Regions from separate parts of the Homo sapiens genome. Here region 2 is linked to region 1. Evidence: read pairs that join two places in POLR2A ChIA-PET (ENCODE). Cell type or tissue: OCI-LY7. All regions are shown on one strand. Links, peaks and the distances in the headings refer to the core of each region. The heading gives the core; the rest is flanking DNA. Region 1 holds the start of LOC124903839 (a long non-coding RNA gene). Region 2 overlaps CTNNBIP1 (catenin beta interacting protein 1).

Region 1 (8,000 bases), core at 1-8,000:
TGGTTTTTTTGGTTTTTGTTTTTTGAGACAATCTCGCTCTGTCACCTAGGCTGGAGTGCAGTGGCATGATCTCAGGTGACTACAACCTCTGCCTCCCAGGCTCAAGCAGTTCTCGTGCCTCAGCCTCCTGAGTAGCTGGGACTATAGGCGTGCACCACCACACCTGGCTAATTTTTGTGTTTTTTAGTAGAGATGGGGTTATGCCATGTTGGCCTGGCTGGTCTTGAACTCCTGAGCTCAAGTGATCCACCCGCTTCGGCCTCTTAAAGTGTTGGAATTACAGGTGTGAGTCACCGCGCCCGACCCAAAAGATAAATCACGTCCATGAGTTGTTGAAAGACTTGTGGTTGCGTCCAATTATTCCAATTTCAGCTTTCCCCATTTCACAGTGTATGTTTCCCTCTACTCAGTTATCCAATTATTCATGACTAGATGAGATTAGGGGCTGCCTCCCACGGTGGGCTTTCATCCTATTCATGACTGTGTCATCATTTTTTTTTTTGAGATGGGGTCTCACTCTGTTGCCCAGCCTGGAGTGCAGTAGTGCGATCACAGCTCACTGCAGCCTCAATCTCCCCAGGCTTAGGTGAGCCTCTTACCTCAGCCTCCTGAGTAGCTGGGACTACAGGCACGTGCCATCAAGCCCAACTAATTTTTCGTGTCTGTATTTTTTGTGGAGATGGGGTTTCACCATGTTGCCCAGGCTAGAATGTGCCTTTCATTTTTGAAACCACACTCCATCCATGGCTGCCTAAGTGGTTTACAGGTCTTTTGTCTTTAAAGCTGTTGCCATAGTAAACAACATCTCTTTTTCTTTTTTTTTTTGAGATGGAGTCCCGCTCTGTCGCCCAGGCTGGAGTGCAGTGGCGCCATCTCGGCTCGCTGCAAGCTCCACCTCCCAGGTTCACACCATTCTCCTGCCTCAGCCTCCCGAGTAGCTGGGACTACAGGCGCCCACCACCACGCCCGGCTAATTTTTTGTAAACAGCATCTTTGGAAAGAGATTTTGGTTTGTTGAATAATATTCAGGATGGACTACTGAGTCAAAGGATTAAATATGTAGACAATATTTGGTGGATATTGTCTTGTGACCTTCTAAAGGGCTTGTGCCCCTTACTAAGCATGGGACTTGAGGGATCATGCCTTGGGCTGTGGGAGGGCAGGACCTTATCCCAGAATTTTATTTTATTTTTATTTATTTTTATTTTTTGAGACAGGGTTCACTCTGTTGCCCAAGCTGGAGTGCAGTGGTGTGATCTTGGCTCACTGCAACCTCCGCCTCCCAGGTTCAAGCAATTCTCCTGCCTCATCTTCCCAAGTAGCTGGGACTACAGGCACGTGCCACCACGCCCGGCTAATTTTTGTATTTTTAGTAGAGACGGGGTTTCACCATGTTGGCCAGGCTGGTCTCGAACTCCTGACCTCAAGTGATCTGCCCACCTTGGCCTCCCTTAGTGCTGGGATTACAGCCGTGAGCCATGGCACCCGGCCCTTATCCCAGAATTTTAAAAGCTATAATTGGGAGCAGGGAAAAAATACGAAAGAAGTAATGGATCATCTTTGAGAGTTTTTTCTTCTTCTCTTCCTGGAAGATGTCTTTAAAAATTAAGTTTCTTTTTCCTTCCATTGGAAGAGTAATATGGACACATTACAATTTAGGAAAAGGCCTGGCATGGTGGCTCATGCCTATAATCCCAGAACTTTGGGAGGCTGAGGCAGGAGAATTGCTTGAGCCCAGGAGTTCGAGACCAGCCTGGGTAACATGACAAAACCCTGTCTCTACAGAAAATGAAAAATAAAAAAATTAGCCAGGGCCAAGCATGGTGGCTCACGTCTCTTATCAGCACTTTGGGAGGCGGAAGCGGGTAGGTCACCTGAGGTCAGGAGTTTGAGACCAGCCTGGCCAACAAGGTGAATCCCCATCTCTACTGAAAATACAAAAAATTAGCCAGGTGTGGTGGTAGATGCCTGTAATCCCAGCTACTCGGGAGGCTGAGGCCGAAGAATTGCTTGAACCTGGGAGGTGGAGGTTGCAGTGAACTGAGATGTGGGCCATTGCATTCCAGCCTGGGCGACAAGAGCGAAACTCTGTCTCAAAAAAAAATCAGCCTGTGTGGTGGCATGTGCCTGTGATCCTAGCTACTCAGGAAGCTGAGGCAGGAGGATCACTTGAGCCTGGGAGTTTGAGGCTGCAGTGAGCCATGATTTGCCACTGCACTCCAGCCTGGGTGACAGAGTGAAACCCCGTCTGTAAAATAAACAAGCAAACAAACAGACAAAAACAAACACAAAAAATAAATGTAGGAAAAGTAGAAAAAGGAAAAAAATTACCTCTGATCCAGCCATATGAGAAAACCACAGTGAATACTTTGGCTATTGCCTGTTTTCTCCTCTATGTACAGTGTTTTTTTTGTAATAATTCTGATTATGACCTTTCATATCTTTTTTTCTGAGTTAACGGTATAACATTTTATTCATGTTATTAACTTTATATAGATACCATTGTATTTTATTTTGCTTGAGAATGGTCTCACTTTGTTGCACAGGCTGGAATGCAGTGGCATAATCCTAGCTCTCTGCAGCCTTGACATCCTGGGCCCAAGCGATCTTCCCATCTTAGCCTACTGAGTAGCTGGGACTACAGGCATGCACCACCATGCCTGGCTAATTTTATTTTTTATTATTATTATTATTATTTTTGTAACGGTGGACCTTGCCATGTTGCCCAAGCTATAGATAGCATTTTAGTTTTTTATTTTTATACTTTTTTTTTTTTTTTTTGAGACAGGGTCTTGCTCTGTCATCCAGGCTGTAGTGCAGTGGCATGATCACAGCTCATGGCAGCCTCAACCTCCTGGGCTCAAATGATTCCCCCATCTCAGCCTCCTGAGTAGCTGGGACTACAGGTGCATGCCACCATAACCAACTAATTTTTTATTTTTTGTAGAGATGGAGTCTTATTATGTTGCCCAGGCTGGCCGTGAACTCCTGTGCTCAAGTGATCCTCCCACCTCAGCCTCCCAAAGTATTGGGATTACAGGAGTAAGCCACCGCACCTGACCTAGATGTCATTTTAAATCAGTCTTATTTTTCCATTTACAGAGCTGTGCATGTGGGTTATTAAAATTCAAACAGTGCAGAGGCAAAGCATACACATCTCGATTTGGTCCCAATTCTTCATATTTGTATTTATCCCAGGGGCCAGATAGTAAATATTTTAGCAGTTGCTGGCTGGCTCTGTTATCTGTTGCGATGATTCAGTCCCGCCACCATAGGACAGGAGCAGCCCTGAGTGATATGTAAATGAAGAGGCGTGGCTTTTTGGGGTTAACCAGGTGGCAGGTGGATTTAGCCAGGAAAAGGGTGGTTTGCTCACCCCTGGTCTATGTTAATTGATATGTTTATTAGGGGTTTTTTTGTTTGTTTTTTAATGGAAATGGGCTTGACCCACACCTGCTGCTCTGTATCTTGGGGTTTTCCCCTCACTTAATGACACACCTTGGACCCCTCCAGGCCGGGCACATAGAGCTGCTTGACAGTCCCTAGACTGTCACAGCTTGGCGCCATCCCACTGCTTGACAGACCATAGTTAGCCGTTGCCCTTTGTAGCAACACTGGGAACTTTCCTCCTTTCCCGTCTTCTTTGTGACTCAGTGGTGAACACCTTTCAACTGCTTGTTGCTGTGGGAGGGCTGGAGGCCCGTCACCCCAGGGCACACACTCCATGGAGAATTCTCTTTGGGCCCCCTTGCTGTGTTAAATATTTCTGAGTTCGTTGCCAACATTTAAAAATCAGGGTTGCCAGGCGCAGTGGCTCACACCTGTAATCCCAGCACTTTGGGAGGCCGAGGTGGGTGGATCACCTGAGGTCAGGAGTTTGAGACCAGCTTGGCCAATGTAGCGAAACCCCATCTCTACTAAAAAAAAATACAAAAAATTTAGCCAGGCATGGTGGTGCATGCCTATAATCCCAGCTACTCGGGAGGCTGAGGCAAGAGAATCACTTGAACCTGGGAAGCAGAGGTTGCAGTGAGCCAGGATTGCGCCACTGCACTCCAACCTGGGCGACAGAGTGGGACTCCATCTCAAAAATAAAATAAATAGGTGAAGAACTCCAGGACAGTTAGCTGGGCTGCATGAAGGTCATGGCCCCCCGTCTCTGGAGTGACCTAGGGTGGTCCTGCACTCTGGGAGGGGAGCCTGTAGGACGTGGTGCCAGCCCCAGATCCCAGCACCTCCCAGGTGCCCCCACAGAAGGGCATCAGTGGAGAAGCCTGTCCACCCATGGTCAGCACCCAGGGGGCTGCAGAGAGTGCAGATCTTGGGGTCTGCCTCTGCCCTCTGGGAGGTTTGGACCCCCAGGCTGGAGGCCAGCTCTCCACCCTCCCTCAGCCTCCCACCTCCCAGTGGCTGCCTTGGGTGGAGGGGCTGACCGGTGACTGTCCCTCCAGCTGCTGTGGCACCGCGCCCAGTATGAGCCGCTCTTCCACATGCTCAGTGGCCCCGAGGCCTATGTGTTCACCTGCATCAACCAGACAGCGGAGCAGCAAGAGCTGGAGGACGAGCAACGGCGTCTGTGTGACGTGCAGCCCTTCCTGCCCGTCCTGCGCCTGGTGGCCCGTGAGGGCGACCGCGTGAAGAAGCTCATCAACTCACAGATCAGCCTCCTCATCGGCAAAGGTAGCTCTGCCGAGTGGGCCGTGTGGCCGGGCTGGCCCTGCCTGCCCCACCCGCTGACCCAGCCCTCCCCACCCCGCAGGCCTCCACGAGTTTGACTCCTTGTGCGACCCAGAAGTGAACGACTTTCGCGCCAAGATGTGCCAATTCTGCGAGGAGGCGGCCGCCCGCCGGCAGCAGCTGGGCTGGGAGGCCTGGCTGCAGTACAGTTTCCCCCTGCAGCTGGAGCCCTCGGCTCAAACCTGGGGGCCTGGTACCCTGCGGCTCCCGAACCGGGCCCTTCTGGTCAACGTTAAGTTTGAGGGCAGCGAGGTGAGCCCATGCGTGGCCTGCGGCATCCAGGCTGCTCTGTCCATGGGGAGCACTTCCTCTGTGAAACTCCTCAGTCATCCGCAAGCCCCCCTCCCCCAGTGGCATCAGATGGTGTTTGCCAGGTGTCTGTGCATGTGTGGGGCTCAACTGAACGTCCCCCCAGGCAAGCTCAACGTGGCAGGATAACCAAGTGGCGTGGGGCATTGGGCATCAGTTTGTTCATTCTTTGAACAAATATTTCCCAGTGTCATTTGTGAACTCCCCAGACCCTACCCTTGGGGGCAAATAGGCAACCCTGCCCTGTGCCCCAGAACCCCGGGGGGCCTCGAGGGCAGAGGACTGACCTCCCTCCTCCCCACAGGAGAGCTTCACCTTCCAGGTGTCCACCAAGGACGTGCCGCTGGCGCTGATGGCCTGTGCCCTGCGGAAGAAGGCCACAGTGTTCCGGCAGCCGCTGGTGGAGCAGCCGGAAGACTACACGCTGCAGGTGAACGGCAGGCATGAGTACCTGTATGGCAGCTACCCGCTCTGCCAGTTCCAGGTGAGGCCGCTGAGGCCCTCTGCACTCTGGGCTCCCAACGCCCTGGATAGGGCCTGGGTGGGAGTCGGGGAGCTGACATTTGGGCGCACCTTGAGCCTGCCGAGCCAGGCCTTTGGGTCACCGCCAGAGCATCCCCTGGTAGGGCTGGCCCTCTCTGAGAGCACAAGGAGGGGCTCCGTCTTGGGAGGTGGAGGTGGGGCAGGAAAAACCAGCAGGAAGCCCTCCCCTCTCCCAAGGCCTAGGACAGGCAGTGGGCAGCTTGGGGGGTCCTGGGAATCCTGGTGTCCAGGGAGTGGTTGGGGCCGCCCCACCAGCCGCTCACCCTGCACCCCGTCTCAGTACATCTGCAGCTGCCTGCACAGTGGGTTGACCCCTCACCTGACCATGGTCCATTCCTCCTCCATCCTCGCCATGCGGGATGAGCAGAGCAACCCTGCCCCCCAGGTCCAGAAACCGCGTGCCAAACCACCTCCCATTCCTGCGAAGAAGGTGAGATGGCGCCTTCCGCCTCCCCTCTGAGCCACCCCTTCTTTCCACCTGGCGTCCAACTCCATGTGCTACTGGCCATGGGTCCAGGGGCCCTTGGTATGGAGAGCTGGGGCTTTGAGCTGGGGAAGCCAACACAGCTGACCAGCGTCCTGGGCTGGGGGCCTGTGGGACTGCCGTGGGTGGGGGGCAGCCCCATGCCTGGCTCACCGGCTGCCCTTCCCCTCTGCAGAGCTCAGGGGTGTTGGGGCCCCCTGGGGAGCCCGCATGGCAGGTTTTCTGGGAAAGGATAGCATTGTGGACAGGCCCAAACCTGGCCGCAAACCTGTGACCCTCTCACCCGCCCCCAAGTGGTCACGGGCCTCACCATAGGCCAGGGAGACAAGCTGCACTTTGAGCCGTGTTAACAGCCCTGCTTCCCCGGCCCCCAGCCTTCCTCTGTGTCCCTGTGGTCCCTGGAGCAGCCGTTCCGCATCGAGCTCATCCAGGGCAGCAAAGTGAACGCCGACGAGCGGATGAAGGTGGGGCTCCTGGGATAGGTGGGAGAGACACTGTTTTTTTGCACAAACAAGGTGGCTGTATCCTGGAGGGGTAGCAGAGGAAGGAGGGGGATCACATGAAAGCCACCTGACCACATTACCCAGCATCCCTGCCTGGGGCGCTGTGAGCGGCTTGAAAACAGGAAGTGGGGAGGGGGTGGGCCAGCCGGCCCTGGAGGCTGATTCGTAGAAACTTGGGCCAAGCAGCGTTCTGGGTATTTGACTTTGGTGGAGGTTATGGGGCCAGGTTCAGCCCAGGGATCCGGGACCGCAGAGCTGGGGGAAGGGCCGGGCATGGAAGAGGGGCTGGGTCCAGCTGGGCTGGGGGCTGTGGTGCTCCCTGGAGGCACCAGGGCGGTGCCTGCAGCCTGTGAGGGCTGCACCTGCCTCAACCTCTAGGGGCTGAGCCCACCTCCCTGTTGTCTCTTAACACTTTCACACGCTCCATCGCAACAGCCTGCAGTCATGGGCTTTATTGTCCTGTTTGCTGGACATGATACCTGAGTCCTCAGAGGTTGGCCCTCCTGCCTGGAGTGTGTTTCACTGGGGAAATCGTATAAGCAGGGCAGGTCTGGGTTCCACTGGCAGGAATCGAGGGGGACTGGATCAGAGGGACTTCCAGGGTGGTGGTGTCAGGTGGAATTGGAAGGGGCCGGACATCAGGTGGCAGGAAAAGTCCTTCCCCACCCACATGGGCTCATAGGAATCTGAGAAGTCCAGGGAGCCCTAGGATGTTAGAGCAAGGGTCCCTGAAGTTCTTGATCCCTGATGGGGAAACTGAGGCCTGGAGTGGGGAATGGACATGCCCCGAGGTCCCCAGAGTTGGGGTAGCTGAGACAGGGCACCCATGCACAGCCCGTGGTACCCTCCCTCACCCCAGGGCCGCTCATGCCCCTCAGGCCTTCCCTGTGCTGCACCACCTTCCTTCGTGTGGGAAGTAGAGTTCAGACCCACCTGAGGACATTCAAGGGGGAGACTGACACCTTAAGGGGGAGGGGAGAGGGGCTGGGCCTCTGCCTCCTCACCCATCATCCCGGCACCTTCTACAGCTGGTGGTGCAGGCCGGGCTTTTCCACGGCAACGAGATGCTGTGCAAGACGGTGTCCAGCTCGGAGGTGAGCGTGTGCTCGGAGCCCGTGTGGAAGCAGCGGCTGGAGTTCGACATCAACATCTGCGACCTGCCCCGCATGGCCCGTCTCTGCTTTGCGCTGTACGCCGTGATCGAGAAAGCCAAGAAGGCTCGCTCCACCAAGAAGAAGTCCAAGAAGGCGGTGGGTCCCAGGGCCGGCTGGGAGGGGTGCAGACCCCGGAGAGCCAGTACAGCCCCTTGCTGGGCCACTCACCACTCTCCTCCCGGCAAGCACGCAGCCTGGGGATGGGGGTCCTGGGATTGCTTGTGGACCCCAGCCTCCTCACCCACCCTAGTCTGGCCACCAGCCCTGCTC
Region 2 (13,148 bases), core at 3,891-11,890, 180 kb after region 1:
CAGCCCCAAATGCGTATGTACATCCTAGAGAGAGGGGAGGGCAGACAATAAAACACGAGTGATGGGGAAATCCTTAGCACACAGGAAAAAGACAGGTGCTGGGGCCAACCCGCGGGTGAGTGGGAACAGGAGTGTGAGGGTGGGCAGCGGGCCCTTCCTGAGCAAAGACGGGAAGACAGTGAGGGAGGGAGTTGGGGAGCAGAGCTGGACAGAGGCCCTATGGTGGGGGCACAGGGGCGGCTGCAGGCCAGCACTGGGGTGGGGCTGCGGTGGAACAGGCCCAGGCAGAAGAGGGGACAGGGCCTGTGTCACAAGGGCAGCTGGGAGCTGGGAGCAGAGGAATGGCTGGTCTGACTCGGGGTCCAGCAGGACCACCTGACTGTTGAATGGAGACAGGCCCAGGGCCAGAGTAGAGGCCGTGGCAGGAATCCAGGCAGATCTGCTGGTGTCTCAGGTGAGAGGGCAGCAGCAGAGGGTGAGGGTTCAAGGCAGCCAGCTGGGGACTCGTGGCACAGGCAGACAACAGGGAGCGCACTGTGGGATGTGGGGGCAATGGTGACGGCTCCCGGGTTTTCAGTCTAAGTGGCTGAAGGTCGACATTCCTATCAATTGAGATGGGGAGAAGCAAGTGGAACAATTTTGGGGGACAATCACGAGCTGAATTTTAGACTTTAAGAGGTTTTTCCATCTCTGAGCCTTTGTTTCCTTTTCTGTAGAAAGGGGGTGATAACAGCACCTACCTCAAGGGCAGGTTGTGAAAATGAGATAACATGCAAAGAAAGCACTTGAAGCCTGGGCACATAATGAGACTCCGTCTCTACAAAAAATACAAAAGTTAGCTAGGTGTGGTGGCGTGCACTTGCAGTCACAGTTATTCTGGAGGCTGAGGTGGGAGGATCGCTTGAGCCTGGAAAATCAAGGCTGCAGTGAGCAGTGATCATGCCACTAAACTCCAGCCTAGGTGACAGGGCAAGACCCTGTCTCTAAAAAAAAAAAAAAAGAGGACAGGTGCGGTGGCTCAGACCTGTAATCCCAGAACTTTGGGAGGCCAAGGCGGGTGGATCACCTGAGGTTGGGAGTTCAAGACCAGCCTGACCAACATGGAGAAACCCTGTCTCTACTAAAAATACAAAATTAGCCGTGTTGGTAGTGCATGCCTGTACTTGGGAGGCTGAGGCAGGAGAATCGCTTGAATCTGGGAGGCAGAGGTTGTGGTGAGCCAAGATTGTGCCATTGCACTCCAGCCTGGGCAACAAGAGTGAAACTCCATCTTGAGGAAAAAAAAAAAAAAAAGCACTTGGCCCAGTGAGTGCCTGGTATACAGCAAAGGCTCAATAAATTCTAGTTACTATACTAATGAGATAAGAAAATGACACAGACCATGTAAGTAAATGCTTTTTGTTACAGTATGGGGGATGGGAGTAAAAATAAACAGTAAGAATTCAAAGGCTTTTAATACCCTCAGCTTCTCGCCTCTTCTCTCCCAGCTGCCCGTCAGTCCCCAGCTGGCTCAGAGGAATGATAAGGGACAGAGAGGCGGGAGGGGACCTTGCTTCCACAGTCTGAGTGCTGCCCCGAATCACTGGGAACACTTCTCAGCAGGGTGCCGCTGACATTTCAGACTGGGTGCGTTTCTGCTGGAGGGCTGTCTGCACATTGCAGAAGCTGAGAGGCATTCCTGGCCTCCACCCACTAGATGCCAGTAGCAGCCCCCCTCCAGTTGTGACAATCGAATCGAATATATCTTCTGACGTTGCCATGTGTCCCGTAGGGGACAAAATTGCCAGGTCGAGAGCACTGCTTTAAAGAAGCAGCTGACACGTACTCTGGCTTACTCTGTGCCTTGCACCATTGGCAACTCTCAGGTAAGTGAATCATTCAGTCTTCGCCACACACGTCCCTACAGGGCTTTACAAATGGGCATGCCATGGTGCACAGAGGTGACATAACTCACCTGTCATGGCCCAGCTAGTCCACATCGGAGCAGGATGGAACCCAGATTGTTCAAGGTCTCAACCGCTCTGCCCTGTTGCTCTCCAGTATACAAGTACCTGGGTAAAAAGTCACTCTGAGCCAGCGAGGGGGACGGGGGGCAGAGGCCTGCCGCAGCTCCTGCTAGAGTCCCACACAAGGTAGCACCTCAGGTCCTCTAGCGACATCAAAAAAGGGAGTGCCAGAGGGAATTTCCACACGCTCCACTCTCAGTAATTAAACTGCAACAACCTCCCAGACTCTCAGGCCTCAGGAGCAACCGCCTTAATTAATATATTCCACGTTGCAGCCTCCTCCATCCACAGCCACGCTCGGTATTCCCGAACCGCACTCCACCAGCAGAGCTAGGACAAAACAGGCCTCCTAGTGAGGCATGGCATTTGCAGGCCACAGCCCCATTCTTAGGGGATAAGCCTGGGATGGGGAATGTGTCTTGAGGTCACCAACCCCAATTCAAACCTGATGCAAAGCTCCTTCCTGCTCCCTGAAGCCAGGTGATGCTACCGAAGAATAATTACTGTTGTCACCACAGCATTTTCTAAGTCCAGGCACAGAGTGGCAGAGTCAGTCAGCCCTCACAAGCCTGCAAGGTAGGAATTATTCCCATTTTATGGATGACAAAACTGAGGCTCAGAGAAGGTAAGTAACCTGCCTGAGGCCATGGAGTAATAAGTGGTAAGCCTGGATCCAAGGCCATGCTTTCCCTCTCTCCTAACAGCCCCTTCTGGCTCAGGAGTTGACAGACGCATTATCCATTTTAACTGAAATTAAAAGAAAAATGTGGGCCGGGCACAGTGGCTCACGCCTGTAACCCCAGCACTTTGGAAGGTGGAGGCGGGCAGATCAGGAGGTCAAGAGATCGCCAACATAGTAAAACCCTGTCTCTACTAAAATTACAAAAATTAGCTGGGCATGGTGGCACACGCCTGTAATCCCAGCTACTCGGGAGGCTGAGGCAAGAGAATTGCTTGAACCCAGGAGGCAGAGGTTGCAGTGAGCTGAGATCTCGCCACTGCACTCCAACCTGGCAAAAGAGCAAGATTCCGTCTCAAGAAAAAAAAAAGAAAAAGAAAAATCCACCTTACAGGAAAAAGAAAAACGGCTAGAGTCCAACCCACTGCCAATCAGAGATTAATTCGAAAATAAGGCTTACAATTATTATATACCAATAGAAATTAATTAATTATTTTTGAGATGGAGTCTCACACCGTCACCCAGGCTGGAGTGCAGTGGTGCGATCTCAGCTCACTGCAACCTCCGCCTCCCGGGTTCAAGTGATTATCCTGCCTCAGCCTCCTAATAGCTGGGATTACAGGCACCCACCACCACACCCAGCTAATTTTTGTATTCTTAGTAAAGACGGGGTTTCACCATGTTGGCTAGGCTGGTCTTGAAATCCTAACCTCAAGTGATCCACCTGCCTCAGCCTCCCAAAGTGCTGGAATTACAGGCATGAGCCACCACACCCCGCTAATTAATTTTTAAAAAGAAAATATGGTCTGGGCACAGTGGCTCATGCCTGTAATCCCAACGCTTTGGGAGGCTGAGGTGGGAGTATCACTTGAGGCCAGGAGTTTGAGCCTGGGCAACAAGGTGAAACCCCATCTCTACAAAAAATAAAAAAAAAAATTTAAAAGCTGGGCATGGTGGCCGGGCGCGGTGGCTCATGCCTGTAATCCCAGCACTTTGGGAGGCTGAGGTGCGCGGATCACCTGAGGTCAGGAGTTCAAGACCAGCCTGGCAAACATGGTGAAACCCCGTCTCTACTAAAAAATACCAAAAATTAGCTGGGTGTGAGGCTGAGGCAGGAGAATCGCTTGAGCCCAGGAGGCAGAGACTGCAGTGAGCCGAGATCGCGCCACTGCACTCCAGCCTGGGTGACAGAGCAAGACTGCCTCAAAAAAAAAAAAAATTAAGAAATGGTAATGTAAGGCGATGGGGAGAGGCCCTGCATCTGTCTACACACAGTGCCATCTGCATCGCATCCCAGACCACCCCATGTTAGCCACAGCTAGCCCTCCTCCAGTGGGGGCAGCCATGAAGCCCAAATGCAGGAGGACCCTTTCCTCTCTGGCTACAGGTCTGCTGCCGTGGGAGTGATTCTGGAATTCTCAACAGTTTGCCCTATGCACACTCCGAGATCAGAGTAGCCCGCCTGTCCCCTTCACAGCAGTGCCGTGCACGCTGTTCCAGGTCCAGAGCTCTCTGATGAAGGCCCTTTCGGAAGGTTCTGGGAGCATTTAAATCAAATCCACCTGACCTCATTCAATACAGCCCCGCAATGGCCAGAATGCAATGCTGCACCCAGCTGAGCCGCCTACCTACTGCAGGAAAGGTACTGACACGGCAACCAGGCTGGGAGGGAGGCGCCTGGAACCACTGGGGCATCCTCCTTTCTATGAAGGGGCTCCTGTTCAGAGCAAGCTCTGCAGGCCACCAGCAGGCATGCCACACACACCAAAGTGCTCCAGCACAGGCACAAACCTGCCTGGAGACAGCTTCCCCAGGACCTGCACGCTGGACAGGAAGCAAAAAGAAAGGGCTCCTTCTGTCCCTCCCACGCACTGAGGCAGGCGGTCAGATCCAAGCTTACCCTCATATTCCCTCTACAGCCGTGGCTCTCAATGGGGGCGATTCTGCCCCACGGCAGAAATGTGGCAATATCTAGAGACATTTTTGATTGTCACGACTAGTAGGGTCCTGCTGGGTAGAGGCCAGGATCAGTGCCCACCACCAATAATTATCCAGCCCCACGTCTGGAGAGCTGAGTGAGAAGCCCTACTAGGGGGCCATCTCGGAGCTGCCGATTGCACCAGGCTCCCTCCACATCTCTGGGCCTCTGCATCTGCTATGCTTTCCACCTAGAACTTCCTTCCCTCCCTGATTCCTGAGACCAAGCCTCACAGATGTTCTCTGCTCTACAACACCTTCTCTGGGCTGCCTCGAGGCCTGTGTCTGCACATCCGCCTGCATTTCCTCTTCTCGCATCACCGCCCCAACACTGTACCTGGATATCTGAGAAATGTTCACCACCAGACTGGAAGCTCTTTGAGGACAGACCGGGGGTGGTTTTAAGGCCTTTATAGGCCCCAGGGAACCTTATTCTCAGAGACATACTAAAACAAACCCACATCTCTTATTAAATGTAATCCTCACGTAACTCACAAGAGTAGAGGGAGTGATATATTTTTTTCCCACATGGCCAATATTTTTGTGGACCCTAGAAAAACTTGTAAGGCTCTGTGCTGAAGAATCTGGACAGGTGAGACACCACTGCTAGCCACAACTGGGGCTCCTCGAGTGGTGAAGTGAATGGGAACCATGAAGGAAGTGCCCCCCAGCCTTTGCATGGCCTCACTTCAGATAATCCTAACACACCAAGGAGCTGGAGGAACCTGCATGTTCCTATAACTGGATTGGCATGAGGCATCTGTTTACATCTTCTGGTTTAAAATATTTATCCTTGTGATTCTGGCCCAGATCTCGTTGTCTCTCCAGTCCTGAATTGAGTGAAACCCACCTTTTTACAGAGGCAAGAGTACCTGGCAGGCCTGCTCTGACAGCCTCTTGAAATTCAGCTGAAAACAATGCAAACAGGAAGGCATGTGGAGCCTGAGGAAGTTTCCTTGGCTGCCCCAGAACACTGAAGATCCTGGGCTATGTCTTCAGGCTCTACTGTTCTAACCAAGGGGACGTGCTGGTGGAGGTTTTCTCTCTGCACAGTGGGGGGACAAGGACAGAAGAAAAGAAAGGCATCTTTCGGCTTAATTTTAAAAGAGGTTCTTTTTTCTTCCCAGAGAACAGCTGGAGCCCTGGAACCTGGCCAAGTCAGAGCCTGAGACCTGAAGTCAGGAACCAGCACGCCTACAAAATCCAGCCACGGATCTTCCTTTAATTCAGTCTGACTCATTACCTTCAGCCTCTGGCAGGTTCCAGAGGGGTTACTAATGCAGAATCCAGAGCCTTCTTCTATTTATAAGCCAATGGAAGGGCTGGAATCCTAGCTCTTGCATGGGTACAAGCGCCCCCTCACTCCTGGGTATGAGGCCTCCCAGGCCTGACCGACCTTCCCCATGGGCTGTGCACCTGGCAGGAAGCTTCCTGAGCAAAGGCATCAAAAGATCCTCTGTGTCAACTGGAGGTAGAGGAACGCTTTTTCTCTCCTGGGACACCAGAGAGATCCCCAGCAAGCTGACTAAGTCCCCAAAAGGCAAATTAATTTGCATTTCTGTCAGGAAGGGACCACTTCCAGACCTAGTAATTCCAGGGATGGAGCCTGGCCCAGAGGTTCTGGAGAGCATGGGTCACCTCCAGAGAGTGCGGGTCACCTCCAGAGAGTGCGATCAGACTGGAAATTTTGACCTATGGAAGCTCCATCAATCCCGCTGTCAAAAGCTATGCCAGCTCTTTGCAGGGTCACAGCTTAAAATTTTAATTACATTAGGAAATTTAAAAGTACTTCAAGAAGAAAGGGGGAAAACTGACACAGTGCTATTTTTGGCGGGGGTGGGGGGCACTCACGTTTCTCCACAAGGTACATAAGGTCCCTTCACTCTGAACCACACTGACATGTTCACGCCACCCCATTCCCACAAGGACAAGCCTCATCCTCAGAGGCAGGCCTGGGCATGGCCCGGCCCTCCCATTGCCTGAGGGTCACCCAGATCTTCTCAACAGGCACCTCTCTCTCCAGCTCTTCTCCCCTTGCCCCATTCCCTCCATAGCTTTCCCTCATTAAAGCCTCTATAATTGGTTCAAACAAACAAGCTTCCTGAACTGAGTTTGCTGCATCCCCTCAGAATCCCAGGGCTGGGAAAGCCTCCAGCTTCCTGTGGTGAGGATTAGGTCATTAAATCAATTGGATCGGCTGCAGGACTGTGCCCCCGGAAGCAGCCCCCTCCTCACCACCCGGCTCTGGGGATGGTCATCCTCAGGACCTGGCTGAGAGACCCCAGGTGCAGCCTCCTGGGGAAACGCTTCCCAATCAAACTCTTCGGAAAATAAGTTTTGTTGGGCACAGTGGCAAATGCCTGTAATCCCAGCACTTTGGGAGACTGAGGTAGGAGAATTGCTTGAGGCCTGGACTTCAAAACCAGCCTGGGCAATAAAGTAAGACCCCATCTCTTTAAATTTTTTTTTTTTTTTTTTTTTTTTTTTTTGGAGATGGGGTCTCGCTCTTTCCCTCTGTCGCCCAGGCTGGAGTGCAGTGGCGCAATCTCGTTTCACTGCAACCTCTGCCTTCCAGTCTCAGGTGATTCTCCTGCCTCGGCCTCCCGAGTAGTTGGGACTACAGGTGCGTGCCACCATGTCCAGCTAATTTTATTTTGTATTTTTAGTAGGGACAGGGTTTTGCCATGTTGGCCAGGCTGGTCTCAAAATCCTGACCTCATGTGATCTGCCTACCTCAGCCTCCCAAAGTGCTGGCATTATAGACATGAGCCACCGAGCCTGGCTTCTACAAAAAATCTTTAAAAGATTAGCTGGGTGCAGCCTGGGCGCGGTGGCTCACGCCTCTAATCCCAGCACTTTGGGAAGCTGAGGCGGGCGGATCATGAGGTCAGGAGATCAAGACCATCCTGGCTAACACGGTGAAACCCCGTCTCTACTAAAAATACAAAAAATTAGCCAGGCGTGGTGGTGGGTGCCTGTGGTCCCAGCTACTCGGGAGGCTGAGGCAGGAGAATGGCGTGAACCCGGGAGGCAGAGCTTGGAGTGAGCCGAGATCGCGCCACTGCATTCCAGCCTGGGGGACAGAGCGAGACTCCGTCTAAAAAAAAAAAAAAAAAAAGATTAGCTGGGTGTGCAGTGGCTTGCACCTGTAGGCCCAGTTACTTGGGAGGCTGAGGTGGGAGGATCCCAAGAGCCCAGGAGTCTGAGGTTGCAGTGAGCTATGATCACACCACTGCACCCCAGCCTGGGCAACAGAGCGAGACTGTCTCAAAAAAAAAAAAAGAAAAGAAGTTTTAAGGCCACTGCCTCTTTCCAACAGGCTGTCAGCATAAAGGTATGTGTTAATTTGCATAAAGATATAGGTGTATCTGTTTACTTCGCAAATACACCCATCTGTGCTACAGAGGCCAGGGTTCCTGGCTCCACGCATCACGTGAGCCACACTGCTTGCTTGTTTGGGTGATTGCTTCTGCTCTACTAAGCAGGAGGCGACCTTCCTGATCCTTTCCCCTCCAGCTACCTCGGAACAAAACATAATCCAAGGAAGGAGGAAACCTCCCCCTAAGAGGCTGTTGAGGACTCAGTTTCCTTCCTCTCCAAATGTTTAACAAGCCAATAATCAAAATCAACAATGCTTTAAACAAAGACCCCTTCAGAATCTCCCATGTGTTTATCCCATTAACTTACTGTGGGAAACGGTATCGGGACAAAAACTCCTGATGGGTCACAAGGCCTTGTCCAGTCTGAAGGCAAGGACAGTGGCAGCTGGAGCTGAAGGGAAGGAAGATCAGAAAAGACGCACTTGCTCCAGAAGAGGGGAAAATACAGCACCTGATACAATAGGAATCCACCCACAAACCCTGGAGGGTTTGTTCAAGGTTAAAGCCACCACAGACAAGCTCAGGAGAGTAGCCACAGGGGCGGCCAGTGTAAAGTGTCCAAGAAACTGTCCCTAGTCACAATGGGCGCAGGCATGAACACCCAGATCTGGGCACACCCTGGCAAACTAGCTCAGGAGACGAACCACCATCACCCATTTGTAATGACATCCCCTTTCCCAAAGCCACGAAACTGTTAGTCACCAAACCACAGAAAGGAAGCAGAAGCTTCTGGCAAAACTGGTCTGTTAAGAGCTCCCCTGGCAAAAAGACTCCAGTTTTTCCAGGCCAACGACTCACCCAAGACTGTTACATTTTACAAAATGAAACCCAGGAGTCTTTACAAGCCCATATCCAAAGAATGTAAGCAGGACCTGCCCTCCTGCAAAAACTCTCCATTGAGAGGAAAAAGCTTATCTCAAGGGTCACTGGAAGAGGGTTAATTACACGACACATTAATTTGATGATTAAGATGATTTCTGAGGATTAAGACTTTGTTTAAGTCCCAGAGAACAAAACTTCCTTGCAAATTTCCTTGGAGCACATAATGCAATGTTAAAAAACGAAAACAAAACCAAAAAAGGCATCAACGCACAGGACAAAGCATGCTAGGTCTTACCTGCTTCTAGAAAAGTCACTGAAGTCTGCCAGAAAGACACTAATCATAAAAACTTCCAAGTCCGAAAAAAGAATAACTCACCCAAAAAAGAAGTTCCTAAGAGAGAGGGAAACTGACTATTGTACATGCTGTAAAAGGACAAAGAAACCAGAAATCCAGGACAATAACCCAGGAGGGCCACGGCAACCAAAGGACCTGCAATCAAAATCAATTCCAGATGGAACAAAGTTGTTTTTTTTTCTTCCTCCTCACCTTTTTCTTTTGAAAAATTCCAAAGCCACGGAAGAGCTAAAAGAACAGTACAAGAACATCCACATACCTTGCTCCTGGAGTCCCACTGTTCACATTTTGCTATATATGTTTTATGGCTCTGTGCTGTGGGTATATGTCAAGGTACACGCACACTGCTGCTTTTCCTGAACCATCTGAAAGTCAATTGCAGAGATCATGATACTTGGCTAATGCCTCAGCACAGATCTCCTAAGGCCATTCTCCTACATAACCACAATATCATTAACACCCCAAGGAATTCTTGTTTGTTTGGTTTTGTTTTTTGAAACAGTGTCTCGCTCTGTCACACAGGGTGGAGTGCAGTGGTGCGATCACAGCTCACTGCAGCCTCAACATCCAGGGCTCAAGTGATCCTCCCCCCTCAGCCTCCTGAGTAGCTAGGATTAGAGGTGTGCACAACCACACTCGACTGCTTTTTTTTTTTCTTTTCTTTTGTGAGACAGGGTCTCACCCTGTCACCCAGGCTGGAGTGTAGTGGTGCAATCTCAGCTCACTGCAACCTCCACCTCCCAGGCTTAAGCGATCCTCCCACCTCAGCCTCCCAAATAGCTAGGCCTGCAGGCATGCATCACTATACCCAGCTAATTTTTATAGTTTTTGTAGAAATGGCGTTTCACCATGTTGCCCAGGCTAGTTTTGTTTTTTGTTTGAGACAGAGTCTCGCTCTGTCACCCAAGCTGGAGTGCAGTGGTGTGATCTCTGCTCACTGCAATTTCCGCCTCCCGGGTTCAAGAGATTCTCCTGCCTCAGCCTCCTGACTAGCTAGGATCACAAGTGTGACTGCCATGCCTGGCTATTTTTTTTTTTTTTTTTTTTGAGACAGAGTCTCACTCTGTCCCTCAGGCTGGAGTGCAGTGGTGCAATCTCGGCTCACTGCAAGCTCTGCTTCCCAGGTTCACACCATTCTCCTGCCTCAGCCTCCCAAGGAGCTGGGACTACAGACGCCCACCACCATGCCCTGCTAATTTTTTGTATTTTTAGTAGAGACAGGGTTTCACCGTGTTAGCCAAGATGGTCTCGATCTCCTGACCTCATGATACGCCCGCCTCGGCCTCCCGAAGTGCTGGGATTACAGGCATGAGCCACTGCACCCGGCCTGTTTTGTTTTTGAGACAGTCTTACTCTGTCACCCACGCTGGAATGTAATGGCACAATTGCAACTCACTGCAACCTCCGCCTCCTGGGTTCCAGCGATTCTCCCACCTCAGCCTCCCAAGTAGCTGGGATTATAGGCACCCACCACCATGCCCAGCTAATTTTTGTATTGCAGTTGAGATGGGGTTTTGCCATGTTGGGCAGGCTGGTCTTGAACTCCTGACTTCACGTGATCCGCCCGCCTCAGCCTCCCAAAGTGCTGGGATTACAGGCGTGAGCCACCATGCCTAGCCTAGTTTTGTTTTGTTTTGAGATGGAGTCTTGCTCTGTCGCCAGGCTAGAGTGCAGTGGCACGATCTCGGCTCACTGCAACCTCCGCCTCCCGGGTTCAAGCGATTCCATTGCCTCAGTCTCTCGAGCAGCTGGGACTATAGGTGCACGCCACCATGCCCAGCTAATTTTTTGTATTTTTAGTAGAGACAGGATTTCACCATGTTGGCCAGGCTGGTCTCTCGAACTCCTGACCTCGTGATCCACCCGCCTTGGCCTCCCAAAGTGCTAGGATTACAGGCATGAGCCACCGCACCTGGCCTTGTTTTGTTTTTTAAGAGATGGGACTTGCTATGTTGCCCAGGCTGGTCTTGAACTCCTGGCCTCAAGCAATCCTCCTGCCTCTGCCTCCAAAAGTGCTGGGATTACAGGTGTGAGCCACCACGCCCGACCTTCCCAAGGAATTTAATATTGACCAAGTAGTATCTTTGATATCCACCCCATATCCAAATTTCCCCAATTCCCCCTCCCCCTCAATTTGGCCTTCACTTGTGTTTAATCCAGGACTGGATCAAGGATCTCAGTTGTATTTGGTTCCCATGCTCTTCAACCTACTTAATCTAGAGTGGTTTAGCAGCTTTTCTTTGTTTATCAGGATATTAACATTTTTTAGAGTCCAGGACCCTTGTCTTTAGGATGTTCCACAATCTGGATTTGGCCAATTGTTCCTTAAACACTTTCACAAGAAATTATGTATCTGATGTATCAGTGTTCCACTAGAAGTGCATAATGCCAGTTTGCCCCAATTCTGGTGATGCTGGCTTTGATACCTTGGATATGGATCAAAGTTTTAATGTATAAAACATGGAGTGAATGTATTAGACGAAAACACAGGCAAAGAAAACAGTGCGAGAAGAAAATATGAAATGAAACCTAGAAGTCAGCCGGGTGCAGTGGCTCATGCCTGCAATCCCAGCACTTTGAGACACAAAGGCAGGCAGATCACCTGAGGTCAGGAGTTCGAGAGTAGCCTGGCCAACATGGTGAAACCCCGTCTCTACTAAAAATATAAAAATTAGGCCGGCCATGGCGGCTCACGCTTCTAATCCCAGGATTTTGGGAGGCCGAGGTGGGCAGATCACAAGGTCAGGAGTTCAAGACCAGCCTGACTAACATGGTAAAACCCCGTCTCTACTAAAAAATACAAAAATTGGCCGGGTGCGGCGGCTCACGCCTTTAATCCCAGCACTTTGAGAGACCAAGGTGGGCGAATCATGAGGTCAGGAGTTCGAGACCAGCCTGGCCAAAATGGTGAAACCCCATTTCTACTAAAAATACAGAAATTAGCCAGGCATGGTGGCACGTGCCTGTAGTCCCAGCTACTCAGGAGGCTGAGGCAGAAGAATCAATGGAACCCGGGAGGCCAAGGTTGCAGTGAGCCGAGATCGTGCCACTGCACTCCAGCCTGGGCGACAGAGTGAGATTCTGTCTCAAACAAACAAAAAAAAAAAATGAAAATTAGCCGGGCATGGTGGCGCGCGCCTGTAATCCCAGCTACTCAGGAGGCTGAGGCAAGAGAATCGCTTGAACACGGGAGGAGGAGTTGCAATGAGCCAAGATCACATCACTGCATTGCACTCCAGCCTGGGAGACAAAGCGAGACTCTGTCTCAAAAACAAACAAACAAACAAAAAACGTGGCCAGGCACGGTGGCTCAGGCCTGTAATCCCAGCACTTTGGGAGGCCGAGGCGGGCGGATCACGAGGTCAGGAGATCGAGACCATCCTGGCTAACATGGTGAAACCCCGTCTCTACTAAAAATACAAAAAATTAGCCAGATGTGGTGGCGGGTGCCTGTAGTCCCAGCTACTCAGGAGGCTGAGGCAGGACAATGGCATGAGCCCAGGAGGCGGAGCTTGCAGTGAGCCAAGATCGCTCCACTGCACTCTAGCCTGGGCCACAGAGCGAGACTCCGTCTCAAAAAACAAAAACAAAAACAAAAACAAAACAAAACAAAAAAAATGAGAATTAGCCAGGCATGGTGGCGCGTGCCTGTAATCCCAGCTACTCAGGAGGCTGGGGCAAGAGAATTGCTTGAACCCAGGAGGCGGAGGTTGCAGTGAGCCGAGATCCTGCTATTGCACTCCAGCCTGGGCGACAGAGCAAGACTCCGTTTCAAAAAAAAAAAAATTAGCCAAGCGTGGTGGCAGGCGCCTGTAATCCCAGTGACTCAGGTGGCTGAGGCAGGAGAATCACTTGAAGCTGGAAGGTGGAGGTTGCAGTGCGCTGAGATCGTGCCACTGTATTCCAGCCTGTGTGAAGAGTGAGACTCC

Evidence for each region. ChIA-PET counts read pairs that join two places held together with the same protein. Peaks named below come from ENCODE experiments on the same cell type or tissue, not always from the same donor. Only the 100,000 strongest peaks of a DNase experiment are listed, where the experiment ranks them.
Region 2: POLR2A ChIA-PET joins it to region 1 with 10 read pairs; 4 of 35 experiments call an interaction of 5 or more read pairs at or near these places.

Annotation. Positions count from the first base shown.
Region 1 is chr1:9,711,090-9,719,089 of GRCh38, forward strand. It overlaps PIK3CD (phosphatidylinositol-4,5-bisphosphate 3-kinase catalytic subunit delta), which reads left to right. Exons shown (of 24, transcript NM_005026.5): 4 at 4,452-4,680; 5 at 4,760-4,989; 6 at 5,351-5,530; 7 at 5,870-6,019; 8 at 6,448-6,537; 9 at 7,605-7,826. It overlaps LOC124903839 (a long non-coding RNA gene), which reads right to left and starts at 7,647. Exons shown (of 2, transcript XR_007065457.1): 1 at 7,581-7,647; 2 at 7,014-7,281. RefSeq lists silencers at 208-408, 6,871-6,940 and enhancers at 4,268-5,243, 5,244-6,219, 7,196-8,000, 7,767-8,000. In OCI-LY7, for the core only: CTCF peaks have their summits at 6,421, 6,869 (motif pointing left) and 7,091; DNase peaks (open chromatin) are centred at 3,262, 5,072 and 6,682; H3K4me3 peaks cover 2,542 bases; H3K27ac peaks cover 1,750 bases.
Region 2 is chr1:9,884,660-9,897,807 of GRCh38, forward strand. The region is part of intron 1 of CTNNBIP1 (catenin beta interacting protein 1); the gene reads right to left. Among named protein-coding and RNA genes, the nearest start is that of CTNNBIP1, 19 kb to the right of the region's middle. RefSeq lists enhancers at 1-58, 2,134-2,722. In OCI-LY7, for the core only: no CTCF peak of the experiment used is centred there; DNase peaks (open chromatin) are centred at 4,952 and 5,592; H3K27ac peaks cover 687 bases.